Regions from separate parts of the Mus musculus genome. Here region 1 is linked to region 2. Evidence: chromatin loops called from intact Hi-C (ENCODE). Cell type or tissue: gastrocnemius. All regions are shown on one strand. Each heading gives the region's core, and the rest is flanking DNA. Links, peaks and the distances in the headings are about the cores only.

Region 1 (10,225 bases), core at 1,082-9,081, 160 kb before region 2:
CCTGCTATGCAGACGCTCACAGTCGACTGAGCCAATTACAATAAGAGGGCGCTTTATCTCACGTTCCCAGGAAGGTATAATCCAAGCCGAACAGAACATCTGCGAGTTCCTTTCTGGTTTATCCATTTTTTGCATATTTCTCCTAAGGCCCGAACTCCTTTCCCATAAAACAGGTAACTGAGAAGTTACTTTATTATATATAATAATGTAATTACATATAATGTATAAGGATATCATTAGCAAGGTTGTTTTCTTAGATGAATGCAGTTATATCAATAGGATTCTTTGATGCCACGGCAACTTGGGGAACTCTCTTTCTCAATCCCTTTCCATCATCTCTAAAATTAATAGCTTGCAGCATGTGTAAGCTTCATTTGAGACTGAAAAAATAAAACTAAATCTTAAATTTCTCCACCTGTGTGTAACAAGTTTCAAATGATCATCATCGCAAAACCACCCACATCAGGGCATTGGCATGATTTTGCACATGATGAAATAAATAGCCATATGCTAGCTAGCAAATATGAAGTTAATTCTCACATACTAAATATGTAAGAATTTATACTATTTTCTGAATTTTGGTTTTGTTTTGAAGCTTGCAGCTTTTAGGATTCATCCTTTAAAAAAATTAAGAAAAAAAAAGCCACACATTTAAAATTCTTTTCTGGATACAGATAAAATATTTAGTATTATTGTTATTTGCCCAGGCCTCATCAATAATTTAGTAGGTCAACCTAAGGGAGTTTGTACACTATCCAAGTCATGAAGTTATAACCCATCTAATGACCTTGGGAGGAAAATTCTGAGACGTGACCAGGCCCTAGAAAGGGACGTGTGTGAATGTAGCTCTTTCCCCTCACTTCACACCCATGTCTAAGGTTATATGAATAGGCGTTTTAGAGTAGTTGTTATTAAAGATTTATTTTACTTATATGAGTATGCTTTAGCTGTCTTCAGAGAGCATTAGATCCCATTACAGACGGTTGTGAGCCATCATGTGGTTTCTGGGATTTGAACTCAGGACCTCTGGAAGAGCAGCCAGTGCTCTTAACCGCTGAGCCATCGCTCCAGCCTGAGTAGTTGTTATTACAGTGCATGGGTTGCTTGTCCATGACTGCATACTTTGGTTCTGTTGCTGAGAAGTCTCCTTTTCAAGTGTGTGCATTATTTATAAATGATTTTTAATAATGTATCATCACCTATATTCTCAGCCAATGATCAATAAGAAAGAAACGTCTCTTAGCCGTCTTCCTTACAGAAGTGTCACTTTTGTTGTTTTGGTCTGGAGTAACTCAGGGTTGCAGCAGTCATCAATAAATGATGCTGATGTCATAAAAAGAAATCCGAGCTAACTAGAGATGGATGGGGGATGGGGAACTAGCTTTATCTGCCTTGAGAGTGTCTGATGTTTGGTGACTAACGTAACAGAAGAAGTGGTATCTCTCTGAATATGCTGTCAGACTGCAGCATGCTCTCTGGCTGCAGCTGAAACAGTGTGACTCATTCAATGTAACTGCAGTTAGGGCAACAAGAATTGTTTCCACTCTGTCTTACATGTCATGAAGCCTACTGTCCCATAGTAGTTGGTCACAAACTATTTGTTCAGTGAATGTATGATTGAATGAATAGATACAAACCAACATCCTATCAGCTCGTGAACAGTGGGCATAAGAAGTTATGAAGACCATGATGAAGTCCCTGAGACTGGCAAGAAGAGTTTATTGAGAGAACACAATTTGCTAACTTTATTTTTCTTTCCTTTTTATTACTTGCTGTGATTTGAATCTACAATGTCCATATTTCAGTCAGGGTTCCTTAGAGGGACAGAGTGGATAGAATGGACACACACACACACACACATAAAGGAAATTTATTGGAGTGGTTTACAGGCGAAGGTCTGGCTAGTCCAACAGGGACTGTCTCCTGATTGAAAGGCCAAGAATCTGCTAGTTCTTCAGTCCATGAGGCTGGACGTCTCAGCTGGTCTTCAGTCTACACTGGAATCTTAAGTAATTCTAGTTTCAGCAAAGGGATGCCTCAGCAGCAGGACAGATGAACTTGCCAACAAGAGTGAGGGCAGGCAGGCAAAGAGCAGAAGCTCCCCTCTTTCATGTCCTTTTATGTGGGCTGTTACCAGAAGGTGTGGTCTAGATCTAAGGTGGGTTTTCTGGCCTCAAATGATCCAATCAAGAAAATCTTTCACAGGCCCGACCAGCTGCTGGGTTTTAGGTCGTTCCAGATATAGTCACGTTGACAACTAAGATTAGCCATCACAGTCCCTAACAAGATCATGCGTTTAATCAGTTGGGAAGGTTGTAGAATACTTAGGAGGTGGCATTCTGCTGGGGGAAGTGGGTCACTGGGGGTGAGGGAGCTTAGACCTTACAGCCTTAAAGGCCTCCTAGTAGAGACTTCTGTTTGCTTCCTGATGGCAGGTATACTGTGACCCACTGTCTTGTGTACTTCTGCTGACATCCCTTGTCCACCTGGCAGACTGTAAATGCTCAAACTGTGAGGCAAAATAAACTCTTCCTCCTTCAAGTTGCTACTAAGTCTCCGGTCACAGTGTAGCAGTGAGAACAGAAACTACATTGCTAATGTTTATTCATTATATTTGTCATGTCTGGTCACAGCGCAGCAGTGAGAACAGTAAGTAACTCCATTATGAAATGTACTCATATTCATTGCATGCAGTGATGAAGCCATGATGCCAAGAAGTTTCACGAGGACACCTTCAGTCCTGTATCTTTCTCCGTCTCCAGAGGGTCTCCTTCCTCTTCCCAAATAGCCCCCTTCCTACTTTCATCTCATTTACAAAGGAGTCTGCTTTCTGCATGGCTGTGAACTTTATGTCATGTCTTTGCTATTGCTCTTGGGTAATTAGGAATTGGCTATGATGTGCTTATTTGAATAAACGGAGATAAAATGCCGTCTTCTCCATCTACGTTTTGAGAGCACGTTTTAGGCATCACCCTCACACCCTTGTAACCCCTGTCCCTTTCAGTAAATGTTCCCTTTTGGCAGTGCTCAAGAGAACTGGCTCCTGCTGGAGCTGTACCTCATTATCATAGCTTGCTACATTAACATTTTATCCCGTATCTTTATTTCTACTTTATTTTGACTTAATTTTTTTTAGAGACAGGGTCTTACTATGTAGCCATTGCTGACCTGGAACTCACTATGTAGACCAGGCTGGCTTTAAACTCACAGTGATCTGCTAGCAGCTGTCTTTCAAGTGCTGGAATTAAAAATGCACACCTCTCCACTTAGCTAGCTTAATGCTTTCAAAGATTTTCTTCCTTCCTTCCTTCCTTCCTTCCTTCCTTCCTTCCTTCCTTCCTTTCTTTCTTTCTTTCTTTCTTTCTTTCTTTCTTTCTTTCTTTCTTTCTTTCATGCATATGGCTACATTGTAGCTGTACAGATGGTTGTGAGTCTTCATGTGGCTGCTGGGAATTGAATTTAGGACCTCTGCTTGCTCTGGACGGCCCTGTTCACTCTGGTCAACCCTGCATGCTCCCGCCCAAAGATTTATTATTATAAATAAGTACACTGTAGTCAACTTCAGACACACCAGAAGAGGGTGTCAGATCTCATTACAGATGGTCATGAGCCACCATGTGGAGCAGTCAGTGGTCTTACCCGCTGAGCTATCTCGCCAGCCTTAATGCTTTCAATTTCTATATCCGTGTGTTTTCTTTTGCTTTCTTCTTTAACACTACAGTTGTCTTGGTTTTGTCTTATTTTGAGGAACTAGGTCTTATGTATCTTAGACTGGTCTCAAACTCTTTATGTAGCCAAGTGAGGGAGATCTTGAACTCCTGATTCTCATGCCTCTACTTTCCACATTCTGGGATTCCATGGGTACACACACACACACACACACACACACACACACACACACACACACACACACACACACACACACACCCCCCACCACACACACACACACACACACACACACACACACACACACAACACACACACCACACACCCCCATACACACTCGCACTATACACACCACACACACACACACACACACACACACACACACACCTTGGAGTTAGAAATAGAAGGAAGTAAGATGGCTTTCCTTACATTTATTCCAGGGTTAATCTCTCCTGTAAAGACTTTAAGAATTATATCAATATATATCAATATAACAATATCTACATCTGCCTGTTTGTCGGTCTATCTATCAGGTGGGCCTGGAGCTCACTATGTAGCCCAACCTGGTGTAGTGGTGGCACAGATTTGAGGGCAGCCTATGCTACATAGTAGGACCCTATCTCCCCAACTGCTCTTTCCTCACAAAGGCTTTGAACTATTGAGGTTGCTAAAAGTTTTAAAAATGACGGTACTTTGACTTGAACCTTAATTTTAAAAATATTTTATGTGTACATGTACATGGCTGAGTGTATGTCTGTGCACCACACGAGTGCAGGAGCCTGCAGAGGTCAGAAGTACATCTGCAGTGGGATCTCTTGGATCTGGAGTTATAACAAGCTGATGTGTGTGTGCTAGGAACTGAAATGTGGGTCCTCTGCAGGAAAATTAAGTGTTCTTAACCTCTAAGCCAGCTCTCTGACCTTGGACCTTAATTCTAGCTATTCCTAACCTATTTGAACAATGAAAAGGAAAACAAATGCAATTCTACAATTTTAAAACAAGAGGAGAGAGGTAGAAAGTTTACTCTTGGTGAACAATTTTTTTTTCTGTGTATTTCATGTAAGACAACACTGCCAGTCCTAACTGTAACTAGCACATTACACTTGAGCTGTTGGGTTAGGTGATGGACTAGATGAATGTTACAAATGGAAGTAAGGAAGTTCTTCCTGCTTCATTCCAGGATTAACTTCTCATTTAAAGGTTTTAAAAATTGTATATATATATATATATATATAATATATTGTATGGTATAATGTAAAAATATATACACATATACACATACACACACATACACCATATATACATCATATACACATATATACCTCATATATAAATTATATATACACACATATACACACATATACACATACACATACATATATATGAGACAGTCTCACATTGTAGCACAGGCTGGTCTGGAACTCACTAGGTAGTTCCAGGCTGGCTCAGTGGTACCACGAGTTTGAGACGAGCCTGTGCTACAGAGCAAGGCTCCGTCTCCCCACCTGTTCCCTCTCCATAAATGCATTGCTCACCTCTGGGGCTTGTCTGCTGAGCAGGGGCCTCTCTCTGTGTGACCTCTTCTCTGTGTGGTCTCTTTAATACTGTAGCCTGACTTCTTCCTTGTCAGCTAGGAGAGTCTACGCTTGATCTTAGCCAAGAGGCCAAGCAGTTAGCTAAGGGATTTTAGAAACTGAAAACTAGCCTCCTTCTTTAGGCTTGGGCCGAGAAGAACGTAACTTTTGCAGAATTCTATTGGACAGTGTGCGTCATGAAGGCAGCCCAGATTTCCTATGAGAGAATGGATTTGAAATTTGTGGTCTAAGAACTAAACATGTTTGTTATGACTTAATCCTTCCTAGTTTGGGTAGCTATGAACATGTGTTGCTATGCAAACAGTTGTCCATAAGAGGTCAGTCACAGACCTTGAGAAAAGCTGGAGAATGGTCCTCTTGAATTAACCTGCTAAGGCTTTGCTATGCCTGGCGTGGTGCTAGAAGTGGATGCTAGGGATCCACCCCATAATCAGCTTCCAAACGCTGACACCATTGCATACACTAGCAAGATTTTGTTGAAAGGACCCAGATGTAGCTGTCTCTTGTGAGACTATGCCGGGGCCTAGCAAACACAGAAGTGGATGCTCACAGTCAGCTATTGGAGGGATCACAGGGCCCCCAATGGAGGAGCTAGAGAAAGTACCCAAGGAGCTAAAGGGATCTGCAACCCTATAGGTGGAACAACATTATGAACTAACCAGTACCCCGGAGCTCTTGACTCTAGCTGCATATGTATCAAAAGATGGCCTAGTCGGCCATCACTGGAAAGAGAGGCCCATTGGACACACAAACTGTATATGCCCCAGTACAGGGGAACGCCAGGGCCAAAAAAATGGGAATGGGTGGGTAGGGAAGTGGGCGGGAGGGTATGGGGGACTTTTGGGGTAGCATTGGAAATGTAATTGAGGAAAATATGTAATAAAAAATATTAAAAAAAAAAAAAGAAGTGGATGCTATAAGATCCAGAACAGCAGGACCTCTTGGGAAACTGTTTGCCTGGTTGGGGAAAAGTGAGCCCTGCTGGGTAGGGTAGCCATCCTGGTTTTCCTCATTTTGGGGTAAGGTAAAGGCTAGAAAGTAAGATGAAGCATCAAAAATGGGGCACTCGGCTGCGTGAGAAGGCAGCTCCCCCTATCTAGGACTGAACCCTTTGAAGAGACAATAGATCCAAAGGCTTGAAGTCAGGCACGATGCAAAGTCTGGTGGTCTCTCTGATAACTGCAGGCTGATGTTTAAGCTACCTTCACGGATATCTTCATGACATACACTGTCCAATAGAAGTCGGCAAAAGTCACGTTCTTCCAGCTCGAGGCCCAAACCTCAAGAAGGCATCAGGGTTTTAGTTTCAAAAACTCTCTCAGGTAATTGCTCAGCCTCTTGGCTACGGCCAAGTGTAGACTCTCCCAGCTAACAAGGAGGAAACCAGGCTACAGTTTTAAAGCTGGGAACCCTAGGTCTGGGTTTTCAAGGTTTGTGTGGTTAAACACCTCATGTTAGGAATCAGTCTCTCGAAAAGCTTGGTCAAACATGCTAGTGTGGCTTTAGCTCATCTTCCCTGAAGATAAGGAGAGAGGCCATGGCTGGTTGAGGTGATGCAGCACCAGGGATGACAATAGTAACCTGCAGGGTGGCACTTTGTGTCACTTCCAAGAGGCACATGAGTTGTTCTGGGTGGCTTTAAGGTGATGGCCACTCACAATAACTAAGGGTGCAGTAGTGACAGACACACCTTGGTGATCACCAACGAACGGCTCTCTAATTGGACTTAAGACTCAGTCAACAAGAAGGAAACCATTTCTGGTACTGGAAACCAGGCTAACACTCAGTGCCAGTGAAGTCATAGTTACTGGAGGAGAATCTACAACCACTAATTTACTAAATGAGCATCATCAAGTAACGACAATCTATAAACACTTGTCCTTACATCACAGATAAGTGTAGTCCTCGCCTCTCAACAAGGCAACTCTGTTGAGACATTTCCAGAGACCATTACAGAAAACCATAATTAATCAAAACACAGAGCTGTGGGGCCCAGTCCCAATGGATATATCTACAATACAGCCCTCCAACTAAGGCTCAGGGAAGCTTTCAGAGCAGAGACTGAAACGACTAACTGTAACGGCCAGGGGATCAGGAAGTTTGCTGTGAGACTTGTCTTCTAGTAATCTCAGAAGCTACTCCCAGAAAGTCTCACCACAGGACTGGGCGAATGGGAGCTGAAGAAGGACACCAAAGGACACGCCTCACTGGATGGGGAAAAGCCCACAAGGCCTTGCCCCTATAGGCAAGTGGGAAAGCTGGGATCAGGAGAGGTGGTCTCTCACAGGGAAGAGCACATACATGCACACACACAACACATGCAAACATACATATATGCGTGTGATAACAATTAGTGAAAAAAGGATCCCAGGAATTGGAGGAGAGCTGGGAAGAGCATATGGGAGCATGTGAAGGGAAGAACGAGAAGGAAGAAATGTTGCAATTATATATAATTTAAAAAAAAGAGAGAGAACACTATAGGGCTGGAGGGATGGCTCAGCGGTTAAGAGCACTGGCTGCTCTTCCAGAGGTTCTGAGTTCAAATCCCAGCAACCACATGGTGGCTCCTAACCATCTGTAATGGGATCTGATGCCCTCTTCTGGTGTGTCTGGAAAGCAGCTACAGTATATATATACACACACACACACACATATATTACATATATGTATATATGTGTGTGTGTGTTATAAATCATTTTTTAAAACACTATAAAAATACCTGTGCTGAGAAGGGAGTTTCCAGGGACAAGGCGACCAAACTGAAGACTAGCTTACATGATTTGGCGATGGGGTGGAAAAATGGAGTTAACTGAGTTTCTGGACGGAGAAGATTTTGTGCCATGCATTTAGTTTGTAGGATGTGTAAGATCCATATTACACCAAACGATGACCGCTGTATATAAATAGAGGACGTCGTAGGCACCCAGTGCCACAGACCCCATGTCTTCTTGCTGTAGGTTCTTCTTTCACTCACTCCCTCTCAGATCGTGGTCAGCTGATGAGGCAGCCTCTGAAGCCCAGCATCGATTGTACTCCTGTCTTCACACAAAGCAGTCGATTCTGTTCTTTTCCCGTGTTGGCCTGAGTCTCATAATCACAACCAGTGCAGAAAACTTCCTTAACTAGCAGGGAAATCGTGAGGATTTCACAGGAACCATTCTAGGAGGAGAGACGAAGGCGCAGGTGGGTGAGGATGGTGCCTGTGCGCCGTTGGCAACGCTTTGTGGACTTGCAGTTTCACTAGGCATGGCCTCAGCGGCAGAGGTCCAGCACCGCTCATCTGCATGGCCTCCGCCCGCACGCGGCTCTTTTCAGTGATTTGAAACATGAGTGCGATCGCCAGATCTGTGTTTATTGGGCTGACTACCGGCTTTCTCCTCTTGGCAGCAAGTGATCGGAGAGGCTTACGGATGAGGTCAAGTTTCTCTTTCTCGAATAAATATTTAAAATCCTAAGAGGTGGAGACGTTGCAGATAGGAATGATCTAATTCAACTTTCTGCATGCCCTCGCAGGTGCACAGGGTCAACACCCAGGAAGAGCAGGCTCCGTGGCTCTAGCTGCACAGTAGAAAAACAACGGTCAGTCCCTCTGCTCTGCGACAGGCACAAGGGCAGTGCCAGAGCCCAGGCAAGAGATGTCATGTGTTCATAGGGCAAAGAGGAAGTTTTCTTGAAAGGCTGTTTCCAAAGATGTGTGGGTGGGGTTGAGGGGAGCCGATGGGGGATCCTGAAACATCCCAGGGCCAGGATGTCACCCTAGTTTGAAAGGGTAAGAGGTTGGTAATGAAGTTCAGAGACAGCAGCTGAGAAGACCGATAGAGATCACAGCCTCTGGTTCTGAGCACCCCGCCCTGTGGCTCACAGCTACCTGTAACCTCAGCTCCCGTGCACCAGACACCCTTTTCTGACCTCTGAGAGCATCTGCACTCACACATTCCCATAGGCAGACATAACTATACATAATTAAAATTTTCATAAATTATTTGAAATAAAAATCTTTTTTAAAATCCTGGTCACCTTCGAATCACAAATGTTTCCTTCCTTCTCCACTTTGCTTAGCCTCCTGTCCACCCTGCCGAGGCCTTGGTTTATAAACACTGTGGTCAGGGTCCTTCGGAAGCACACTTACTGCCTTTTTGTTTTTGAGACAAGGTCTCGATATGTAGCTTTGGCTTGTCTGGAGCTCGACATGTAAACCAGACTGGCCTTGAACTCGCAGAGACCTCTCTGCCTCTGCTTACCAAGTGCTGGGATGAAAGCGCCAGAACTTTTGAATACGAAGTCAGTTTAAAACTTTTCATACAACTTCAGCCTCCAACCCGAGCCTCCTCTGCTTAGAGGCCTCTCAACCACAGATATTGTTCATCTCCTTTAATTCTGTTTTTTTTTTTTTTTACATTATTGTATTAGGTATTTATTTATTGTGTGTGTGAGTGTATATGTGTGTGAGTGTATTGTGTGAGTGTGTGTGTGAGTGTATGTGTGTGTGAGTGTATGTGTGTGAGTGTATGTAAGTGTGAGTGTAAGTATGAGTGTATGTGAATGTGTGTATGAATGTATGTGCGTGTGTGCGTGCACACATGCGTACGCACACACACATGCAGACATATGAATTTGGCTGTCACTCCTGTACCACAGTGCATAGGTGGCTGTCAGAAGCAACTCTCAGGAGTCGGTTCTGCCCTCAGACCATGTGGGTCCTGGGGACTGAACTCAGAGTTAGCACCTTCACCCCCCAAGCCACCTCACTGTCGCACGCCACAGACATTCTTTATTCAGAGGAGGACTTTGTTTAACCCCCAAGTAGGAAGTAAAATTCAAGCAATATAAAAACACCTTTTTTTTTTTTTTCCAAGTGTCACTTTCATCCTGTTACTTTCGTTCTGTTCTCTGGTATTTATTTAAAGTGCTTTTAAAACAAACTGGTCTGACAGAAACTGCAGTAGCAGGAAGCCGGAGCTCAA
Region 2 (10,225 bases), core at 1,255-9,254:
GACCTCAGGAGTCCTTCTCAGATTTTGTGGCCAGAGAGACAGAGGCAGGCTCTTGCAGCCTACAAGGTCTTATTGTCCACCCTGGAGTTGTAGATCAGGATTATAAAGGGGAACTTCAGGTTCTCTGTTCTTGTCCTCAAGTTGTCTTTTCTATATCACAAGGGGACAGAATAGCTCAACTAATAATTTTGCCAAGCCTACATGGCTGTTTTTTCTTCCTCTGGTATTCCTAGAGCTGCCAGAGGGATCGGTTCTACTGGAAATGATTCTGATTACTTAATAATGCCTTTAGATTGTTGTCAAATTTTATCTACTCCTCATGTAGGGGTAAACCCTCGTGGCATCAGGCCATTACAGGTCTGACAAATGGATGTCACGCATATTTCCTCCTTTGGGAGAAATCAATGTTTACATGTGTCCATTGACACATGCTCTGGCATCATGTTTGCTTCTCCGTTAACCGGAGAAAAAGCCTCACATGTGATTCAACATTGTCTTGAGGCATGGAGTGCTTGGGGGAAACCCAAACTCCTTAAGACTGATAATGGACCAGCTTATACATCTCAAAAATTCCAGCAGTTCTGCCGTCAGATGGACGTGACCCACCTGACTGGACTTCCATACAACCCTCAAGGACAGGGTATTGTTGAGCGTGCGCATCGCACCCTCAAAGCCTATCTAATAAAGCAGAAGAGGGGAGTCGAGACTCTACCCCGAGTACCAAGAGTGTCTGTGTCTATGGCACTCTTTACACTCAATTTTTTTAAATATTGATGCTCATGGCCATACTGCGGCTGAACGTCATTGTTCAGAGCCAGATAGGCCCAATGAGATGGTTAAATGGAAAAATGTCCTTGATAATAAATGGTATGACCCGGATCCTATTTTGATAAGACCCAGGGGAGCTATTTGTGTTTTCCCACAGAATGAAGACAACCCATTTTGGATACCAGAAAGACTCACCCGAAAAATCCAGACTGACCAAGGGAATACTGATGTCCCTCGTCTTGGTGATGTCCAGGGCGTCAATAATAAAGAGAGAGCAGCGTTGGGGGATAATGTCGACATTTCCACTCCCAATGCCGGTGATGTATAATGCTCAAGTATTCCCCTGCTTTTTTACCACTAACTAGGAACTGGGTTTGGCCTTGATTCAGACAGCCTTGGCTCTGTCTGGACAGGTCCAGACGACTGACACCATTAACACTTTGTCAGCCTCAGTGACTACAGTCATAGATAAACAGGCCTCAGCTAATGTCATGATACAGGGTGGTCTCATGCTGGTTAATCAACTCATAGATCTTGTCCAGGTACAACTAGATGTATTATGGCAAATAGCTCAGCTGGGATGTGAACAAAAGTTTCCGGGATTGTGTGTTACTTCCATTCAGTATGAGAAATTTACTAGGGCAGCTAATTTGTCAAAAAGTCTTTCTCAGTATATGTTACAGAATTGGACGGCTGAATTTGAACAGATCCTTCGGGAATTGAGACTTCAGGTCAACTCCACGCGCTTGGACCTGTCCCTGACCAAAGGATTACCCAATTGGATCTCCTCAGCATTTTCCTTCTTTAAAGAATGGGTGGGATTGATATTATTTGGAGATACACTTTGCTGTGGATTAGTGTTGCTTCTTTGGTTGGTCTGTAAGCTTAAGGCCCAAACTAGGAGAGACAAGGTGGTTATTGCCCAGGCGCTTGCAGGACTAGAACATGGTGCTTCCCCTGATTTATGGTTATCTATGCTTAAGCAATAGGTCGCTGGCCATTCAGCTCTTGCACCCCACGAGGCTAGTCTCATTGCACGGGATAGAGTGAGTGTGCTTCAGCAGCCCGAGAGAGTTGCACGGCTAAGCACTGCAGTAGAAGGGCTCTGCGGCATATATGAGCCTATTCTAGGGAGACATGTCATCTTTCAAGAAGGTTGAGTGTTCAAGTGTCCTTCCTCCAGGAAAAACAACACGGGACCAGACCAGGACCCCTCTAGGTGATGAGCCTGGAAGGAGGTTATGTGTACGGCTCCTTTACCTGCACACTGGGGATTTGACCTCTATCTCCACTCTCATTAATATGGGTGGCCTATTGCTTTTATTAATAGAAAAGGGGGAACTGTGGGAAGCCGCCCCCACATTCGCCGTTACAAGATGGCGCTGACAGCTGTGTTCTAAGTGGTAAACAAATAATCTGCGCATGTGCCAAAGGTAGTTCTCCACCCCATGTGCTCTGCCTTCCCCGTGACTACAACTCGGCCATGGGCTGCAGCCAATCAGGGAGTGATACGTCCTAGGCGAAGGATAACTCTCCTTAAGAGGGACGGGGTTTCGCTTTCGTTTTTGGGCTTGGGGCTTGCACTCTTGCTCCTGAAGATGTAAGCAATAAAGTTTTGCCGCAGAAGATTCTGGTTTGCTGCGTCTTTCCTGGCCGGTCGCGAACGCGTGTAAGAAATCAGGAAAGCCAGATAATTGAGTTCTGAGACATTAAAGCAATAATGTGAAAAGCTACTGGCAATGAGGCCATGGAACCGATGACATCATGCGGAGAATAAAGGGGAGTTCTAGAAGAATCCGAGAGGACTAAGCCATCGGGGGCTTCAACCTAAAGGCTGGGAAGAGAAGACTGACTCCACACAAAGGAAATAGAGTCAGGAAGAGTTTGTGAGGTACGATAACAGGGAAACTGGTATCCTGGCAGGAAAACTTGTATTCTGACAGGCAAACTGGTATTCCAACAGGGATACTACTATTCTGACAGCAATATTGGTATTTCAGGAAACAAGACAGGGTCCTGGGATAGGAAAAAATGTGTCAAATGAAGCATTCGCCTTTGCTTTGAGCAGGAAGAGATCATTGTGACCCCAATACAAGCAGCCTCAGCTAAGTGGAGGGAATGAGATCTTAATTTAAGTAGTTCTCAGGAGGACAGAAAGAGAGGGCGCTGAAATCATGACTTCATGTTATCCATTTTGAGGATTTGGGGGGGAGGTCCCCTCTAAGTCAAGTAAGGAAATAGAGTGGTGCCTGGAAGAGAAGGGTTGTTGGGGCTGGGGAAAGGTCTGTGGTTGTTTCCAGGTACAGGAATTGTATAGTATTTATCTCTCAATGGGGAGGATGGTCCAGGAAAGAGGGGACCAAAGGATGCAGCAGAAAGAGGTTAGATGGGACTGGTAACACGGCTCAGTGCATGACCTGACAGAACCCACATAAAGATAAGACTCTGCAGAATGTTTCTCTGACTCCACTGTGGTACACACACACACAACCACATATATGCATCATTGGTATATATCCATACACACACAACCATTTTTGAAAATTAAAGTTAGGTGGGATGAGGTCCAACAAATAGAAGGCAGAAATGGCCACCAATAGAAGACAGCTCATCCACCCGAGACGGGAGAAAGGGGTCACTTTAGGTGCAGCACTGTGGTGGAGGAAGAAAAAAAATAATGCGTGTGAGTAGTGTGTGTGTGTGTGTGTGTGTGTGTGTGTGTGTGTGAGAGAGAGAGAGAGAGAGAGAGAGAGAGAGAGTACACACACCCGGGCTCGAGCAGGCCAAGTGAGGATGGCTTGGTGTCTGATCATTCTCCACCTAATTCCTTTGACATCGGGGGCTCCTTCTGTCTGTCTCCCCCATCTGTCCCCTGCACTGGAGTTTAAGAATCACACTCACGACATGGGTGCCAAGATCAGAACTCAGGTCCCCACGCTTACACAACAAGCTCTCTTCCCCACTCTCCAGCCTCAGTTTTGTATGCTTGTTGATGGGGTGTTAAAGAAAGAGAGGGAGAGATGGAAGTGTACACTGGCAAGTGAGGCATTAAGAAATGCAGCTTGAGATGGCTAAGGGGGCCACGTGAAGTTTCAAGGCCATGGATTTAGAGACCAGGCCACAACAAGAGGAGAATAAGAGGAGGAAGTGAATCCTTGGGGGGGAGGGGGATAAAGAAGGCATAGGGTCAAAAGTTGTTTCAAGATAAGAGTGTGTTTGCTCATAGGACTGATTCGTTAGAGGAGAACCTGACGATGTAAGATCAAAGTTCTTCAGGAAACAGTGGAATCTGAGGCCTAGGAGGAAAATGTGCTTCATAAAAAACAAGCACAAGTCTCCCCTGAAAGATGAGAAAAGACAGACTCTGAGTACTCATGTCCGGAGACCAATAAACTGCTGGTAAGCAAGTAAGTGAGTTTGTGATCGGTTATATCCATTTCTTGGTAAAATATAAGGTGCAGTCTTCCATTGGGTGAAAGACAAAGGTGTGAAGGTTGGTGGAGTCTAAAGAGTGCACTTAGCTGTGGGCCTGGAGAGATGACTCAGTTAAGAGCACTGACTGCTCTTCCAGAGGTCCTGAGTTCAATTCTCAGCAACCACATGGTGGCTCACAACCATCTGTAATGAGATCTGATGCCCTCTTCTGGTGTGTCTAAAGACAGCTACAGTGTAATTACATATAATATAATAGTAAATAAATCTTAAAACCAAAGCAAAACCCCAAGTGTAATAGCTGGATGCAATGGTGTACTTAGCCGAAGGATTATGAGAGGCTTCGAGCCCAGAGTGCCTCGAGTACATGGGAGGCACTAGGTTCAATCACTAGGTTCAATCGTGGAAGTGTGAGGTGGCTTCTGTCATTAGGGTGTCAATTTCCCTTTGGATTCCTTGAAGTATAAAGAGAAGTGGCTGTAAACCAGCAGGTAGAGTCAAGTTCCTTAAAACAGCGACCATTTAGCTCGGACTCCCGAGTTCTAAATGGCTGGATTCAACGGGGTCAGGGCTAAACCTACCTCTCAGAGAAGCCAGCTGGAGCCGTGGTAGGTATCTGGCTATCAAAGATGGGGAGGTCATAATCACTGCGTTGGGAAACAAATCATCTTTTCCATCCTCCTGGCGCTCGGATGACTGAAGGGGATCACTGCCCATTAGGGACCGGAAGGAATCACTGGTCTTGCGGGGCTCCAGGGGCTCAATGCCCTTGCGAGACCGGAGGGAATCACTGGCCTTGCGGGACTGGGGAGGATCGCTGGAGTTGTGGGATCTGAAGGATGCGGAGACCTCATGGGATTTGTGAGTCTTGGACCCTTCGTAGTCCTCTTCTTGTCCTTCCTCCCCAACCGCTTCGGCCTCGTCACCATTCTGCACCTCCAGGAGCCTGAGCACAAGGGGCTTCGGTTGGAGTTCAGAGGTTGTGCGTGTTTCTGTCGTGGTCGTGGTGTTCCGCCCATCCGTCACCTCGGATCGCACGGATGAACCTGAGAAGTCTCCTTCCTCCATTCCGGTTAGAAGCTCCGGCTACCCGGCTCTCAAACTCTCCGCCAGCCGCCCAAACTCAGTTCGCGGAGTGGACAGGTGATTCGGGGCCGCCGGCGCCCTGCCCGGGACAGCCTCAGCTCCGCCCCCGCCGCCTGGCCCCGCCCCGCCGGTCCGGCCTCAGCGCTTGGATCACCGGTTGCTATGGAGACGTGACGCTCTCCTAGGGTGCGTCTCTGTTAGACACCGCACCGTGAGACAGAGGCGGGAGAGAGGGATCCTGCTCCCGCTTCCGGTGTGAAGGGAGACAACTCAACCACCCGCGGTACACATATGCTTCCTAACTGGTTAGGTTTCCGAGGTTTCGGAGGTATCCCAACACGGACTCTTTACAAAGGCTGGAAGTGGATAGGAGATTTTTAAGACAGCCCCACCCCTCGTCACTAAGGCAATAAGAAATCTGCAGTTGAGGCCGGGCAGTGGTGGTGCACGCCTGTAATTTCAGCACTTGAAAGGCAGAGGTGGTTTTCTGAGTTCGAGGCCAGCCTGGTCTACAGAATGAGTTCCAGGACAGCCAGGACTGCACAGAGAAACCCTGTCTCAAAAAACAAAACAAAACAAAACAAAACAAAACAAAACAAACAAAAACACCCCACCCCACCCCCAAAAAAGAAATCTGCAGTTGGAATGAAGGCTGTGAAGCGATTGATCCGAGCTTAATATTTGTCAGAATAGTGTAGAGCGTTAACTGCTTCTTTACATGAAATTCTGCACGCCTTCACAGCAAAACACTTCGACGGGTTCTCAATACAAATGTACATTCAAGAATTTCTTGTGTACCACCATCACAGGGCTCACTATCAAAGTGAGATTAAATTCTAGACTGTTAGATAGGCCCCAGTCCGGAGTGCCCCTCTGCAGAGGCCGTTTCCTTGTGTGTTGGATACACATGTGTGTTTCCTCGCCCCCAATAAACGCTTGTCTTCAACTGCTGATTCAGTCCGTGGTGCTTGAGGTGTCTGCTGCAGGTTTTCCTGCCTGTTAATTCTATAGCTGGTGGAGAAAACGAACTTGACCAAGATGCCTAGGCTATCACTAGAGATGAATTAGTGCTATTGATCATGTGATTAATCCTCTGAACAGCACAATTGTGTGTACATCTATTTATTCATAGCGATATTTCTGAAATATACCAAGAGTTTTGTAGCCTTGTTAGGGCCCTTCCTCTCAAATTTCTCTCCTCCCCCATTTTTTTTTTTTTGAGACTAACTTACTTAGCAGTTCAAGTTGGCCTCGAACTTTGCAGTCCATGTTAGCCTCAAACTCCTGTGCTTGTGGCAATCCTCTTGCCACAACTACGCAAGTAATAAGTTAAGTTACAGGTGTTGGTCATGGTGCTGACTTCTCTGCATATCTACACTTGTTTGTTTGTTTGTTTGTTTGTTTTTGGTTTTTCGAGGCAGAGTTTCTATATATACCCTGGCTGTTCTGGAACTCACTCTGTAGACCAGTCTCTCTCTCTCTCTCTCTCTCCCTCTGTGTGTGTGTGTGTGTGTGTGTGTGTGTGTGTGTGTGAAAGCCTGGAAAGTGCTCATTTTCATCACCAAAATAGTATGAGAAAGAAGGGAAGAATTGATGGCGTTTCAGTCCTCTGTTTTCAATGGAAGGAATTAAAAATGTTAAGAAATAAAACATCTGTCAAAATATACAGTTAAAGACACCATTTACACAATTTGGGGTACTTGAATTTACTATCCTATAAAAAAACTAACGACAACATTTTTGTGAAAGTTAATAGGAGTGGAACTAGGAGACTCATTCTAGGGTATGAATGTACCAGGTAATCTGTTGCATTAAACTCATTTAAAAAAAAAAGTCGAATTAACATTTTGGGAGCTGGAGTAAATGAGCCAGCTATTAAGATCCCTTATAGCCCTGGACAGATGGCTCAGTGCTTAAGAGTGTCTACTGAGCCGGGCGTGGTGGCCACGCCTTTAATCCAGCACTCGGGAGGCAGAGGCAGGCGGATTTCTGAGTTCGAAGCCAGCCTGGTCTACAGAGTGAGTTCCAGGACAGCCAGAGCTATAAAGAGAAACCCTGTCTGGAAAAAAAAAAAAGACTCCATTTCCAAGGAGTCCAAAACTACTTCTGATCTCTGCATGCTCCTGCATACGTGTTGTACGTACCATACATACACCCAGGCATCACACATATGCTTGAAAGGTTTTTTTCCACTTGCTGCTCTTGCAGAGAACCCACGTGGTGGCTCACAAATGACCATACTCCAATTCCGGGGAATCTGGCATCCTCTCCTGGCCTCTTCAGGAACTAGGTACACATACACAGTACACTTTTGAGCATCCCTAAAGATTTTATTACATTTTTGTATATCTGTTGTATGTGTATGTATGCCTGCCACTGTGAACATATGGAGGTCTCTCTCTCTCTCTCTCTCTCTCTCTCTCTCTCGCCCCTAATATGCATTCCTCAGTATGATGAACTTCCTAAGCTGACTGCTAAGCCCCCTTTTCTGGTACAGACAAACGTGAGTTAGATTTCCACTGATCCAAACAAAGTTCCAGCACTTCAGAGGTGCTCAATAAATGTTTACAAAGGGAATAAGTAAAACTGCATGCACCTCTTGGTGTTTTAACTGAACCTGTATTTTCTAAGCCTGAAAGGCTGCCAATCGATACCAAGTTCTCCAAGGAAATAAACACTCCCCTAGTGAGGCATGATGGGAAAATGACCAGCCAGGCAGCCCCTTTGACAACACAGTAGCTTGGGTGAGTTTCATTTCCCCTAGAGCTCTTGTGACATGTGTCTATGTCACTAGCTTAAGATGTCTCCAGTGCAAAGCTCTTACTTTATTCAATTTCAGCGAGGAAAGAGAGCCATGTTGTTTCTCAATAGCTGTTCCCCAGAGGACAATCTCCAGCAAGCCACATCCCTTGTTAACAAAATCTAGAACTTAAGATCAGAATGTGATAAAACCTCCGAATTGCTCTCACCTCTGTTAAAGGCACCCAATGGTTTATATGTCCTAAGATAAAGCATATAGCATCTGAGTGTGAGCTGGAAGGGTGTCTTCATCTGAGACAATCTTTTCAAAGGGAGAAAACCACATTCTTCAAAGGGAAGAATGTGATGTCTGTATACATATGTGTGCTGGCTAGGTTTTTTGTTTGTTTTTCGTTTTGTTTTGTTTTTCCAAGACAGAGTTTCTCTGTGTAGCCCTGGCTGTCCTGGAGCTCACTTTGTAGACCAGGCTGGCCTCGAACTCACAAACCCGCCTGCCTCTGCCTCTGCCTCTGCCTCTGCCTCTGCCTCTGCCTCCCAAGTGCTGGGATTAAAGGCGTGCACCACCACCGCCCGGCTGTGCTGGCTAATTTTGCGTCAATGTGATACAATACAAGCTGGAGTCATTTGGGAAGAGAGAACCTCAACTAAGAAGCTGTTTCCATCACACTGGCCTGCAGGAAAGACTGAAATGCGTTTTCTTGATTGATGATTGACATGGGAGGACACAATGCATTGTGGGCATTGCCCCCCCCCCCAGGCAAGTGGTCTTGAGTTGTAAAAGAAAGCAGGCTAAGCAAGCTATGGGGAGAAAGCCAGTAAGCATCACCCCTCCATGGCCTCTGCATCAGCTCCTGCCTTCAGGTTCCTGCCCTGACTTCCCTGGATGATGGACTAAAATGTAAGCTGAAATGAACCCTTTCCTTTCCACATGGCCTTAAGCCTTAGTATTTCATCACAGTAAGACATACACCTCAGTTAAACCATCTGTTATTGTAACTTAAGCATGGCAGAGACTGTGCTGTGAGCAGGGCTGTCATCTTCGCCATATTTGGTTATTTTGCCAGAGTTTCCTAATTTTAAAAGGACACATGGGCCAAATTCTCTCTCCGAATATATACATGTTAGTGAATTAAAGCAAAGCATTATAGTTGCAAATTGGACTTACTGTATCCAGTTAAGTATAGTTAATTGCTTTTACAAAATATTCCCAATGGAGCTGAACAGATAGATGGCTCAGTGGTTAAGAGCACTGGCTGCTCTTTCAGAGGTTCTGAGTTCCATTCCCAGTAACCACATGGTGGCTCACAACTGTCTATTATAGGACTCAGTGCCCTCTTCGGGCCTGTAGGTGTGAATGCCGGCAGAGCACTCATATACACGAAATGCATAAATCTTTTTGTTGTTGTTTTTCGAAATACATAAATCTTAAAAACAAACAAAACAACAGCAACAGAAGAATCCTAATACCCTTTATGGTGGCATACATACACAGTGCCCAGGAGGCTGAGGCAGGGGGATTGCAGGATACACTGTAGGGTCTTGTCTCAAAAGACAAAACAAGGGGCTGGAGAGATGGCTTAGCGGGTAAGATCACTGACTGCTCTTCTGAAGGTCCTGAGTTCAAATCCCAGCAACCAAATGGTGGATCACAGTCACCAGTAGTGAGATCTGACACCCTCTTCTGGTGTGTCTGAAGACATCGAAAGTGTACTTAATTGTAATAATAAATCTTTGGACCAGAGCAAGAGGGGTTGGCCGGAGCAAGTGGGGCCAACCAGAGTGAGCAGAGGTCCTACTTCAATTCCCAACAACTACATGAAGGCTCACAACCATCTGTACAGCTACAGTGTACCCATATACATAAATAAATCTTAAAATAAATAAATAAACTTAAAAAAAAAAGAAAGAAAGACAAAACAAATCTTGTGAAGAAAGCCTGTCTTAAAAACACATTTCTACCCTGTGTCTCATCTGGTGTATCAGGGTTCTTGTCTCCTCCTGCATTCAGTTAAGCTGGGAGCACTCATCTTCACTATTCTTATCTGGCACGTCTGTCCTTCAGTGTTAAGGGCACACTTAAAGGAAAGATATCTGCATTTTTATTCAAAAAACGTTTAACTGTTTTACTAAATGTATTGCTATTGATAAAGCACACATGGGGGGGGTAGGGGAGAAGTCA

What was found. Hi-C counts contacts between places; a loop is a spot of excess contacts. Peaks named below come from ENCODE experiments on the same cell type or tissue, not always from the same donor. Only the 100,000 strongest peaks of a DNase experiment are listed, where the experiment ranks them.
Region 1: a loop joins it to region 2, with 1.8 times the contacts of the local background. A loop is called at or near these places in 8 of 42 quality-filtered maps.

The regions. Positions count from the first base shown.
Region 1 is chr5:77,166,163-77,176,387 of GRCm38, reverse strand. No RefSeq gene overlaps it. Among named protein-coding and RNA genes, the nearest start is that of Gm34598, 12 kb to the right of the region's middle. In gastrocnemius, for the core only: a CTCF peak has its summit at 5,558; a DNase peak (open chromatin) is centred at 5,621; H3K4me3 peaks cover 653 bases; H3K27ac peaks cover 557 bases.
Region 2 is chr5:77,011,195-77,021,419 of GRCm38, reverse strand. Thegl (theg spermatid protein like) reads right to left here and starts at 5,397. Exons shown (of 9, transcript NM_027970.1): 1 at 4,782-5,397. The coding sequence starts at 5,268. It overlaps 1700112J05Rik (RIKEN cDNA 1700112J05 gene), which reads left to right and starts at 2,557. Exons shown (of 4, transcript NR_077218.1): 1 at 2,557-2,659; 2 at 3,995-4,175. In gastrocnemius, for the core only: no CTCF peak of the experiment used is centred there; a DNase peak (open chromatin) is centred at 5,426; H3K4me3 peaks cover 941 bases.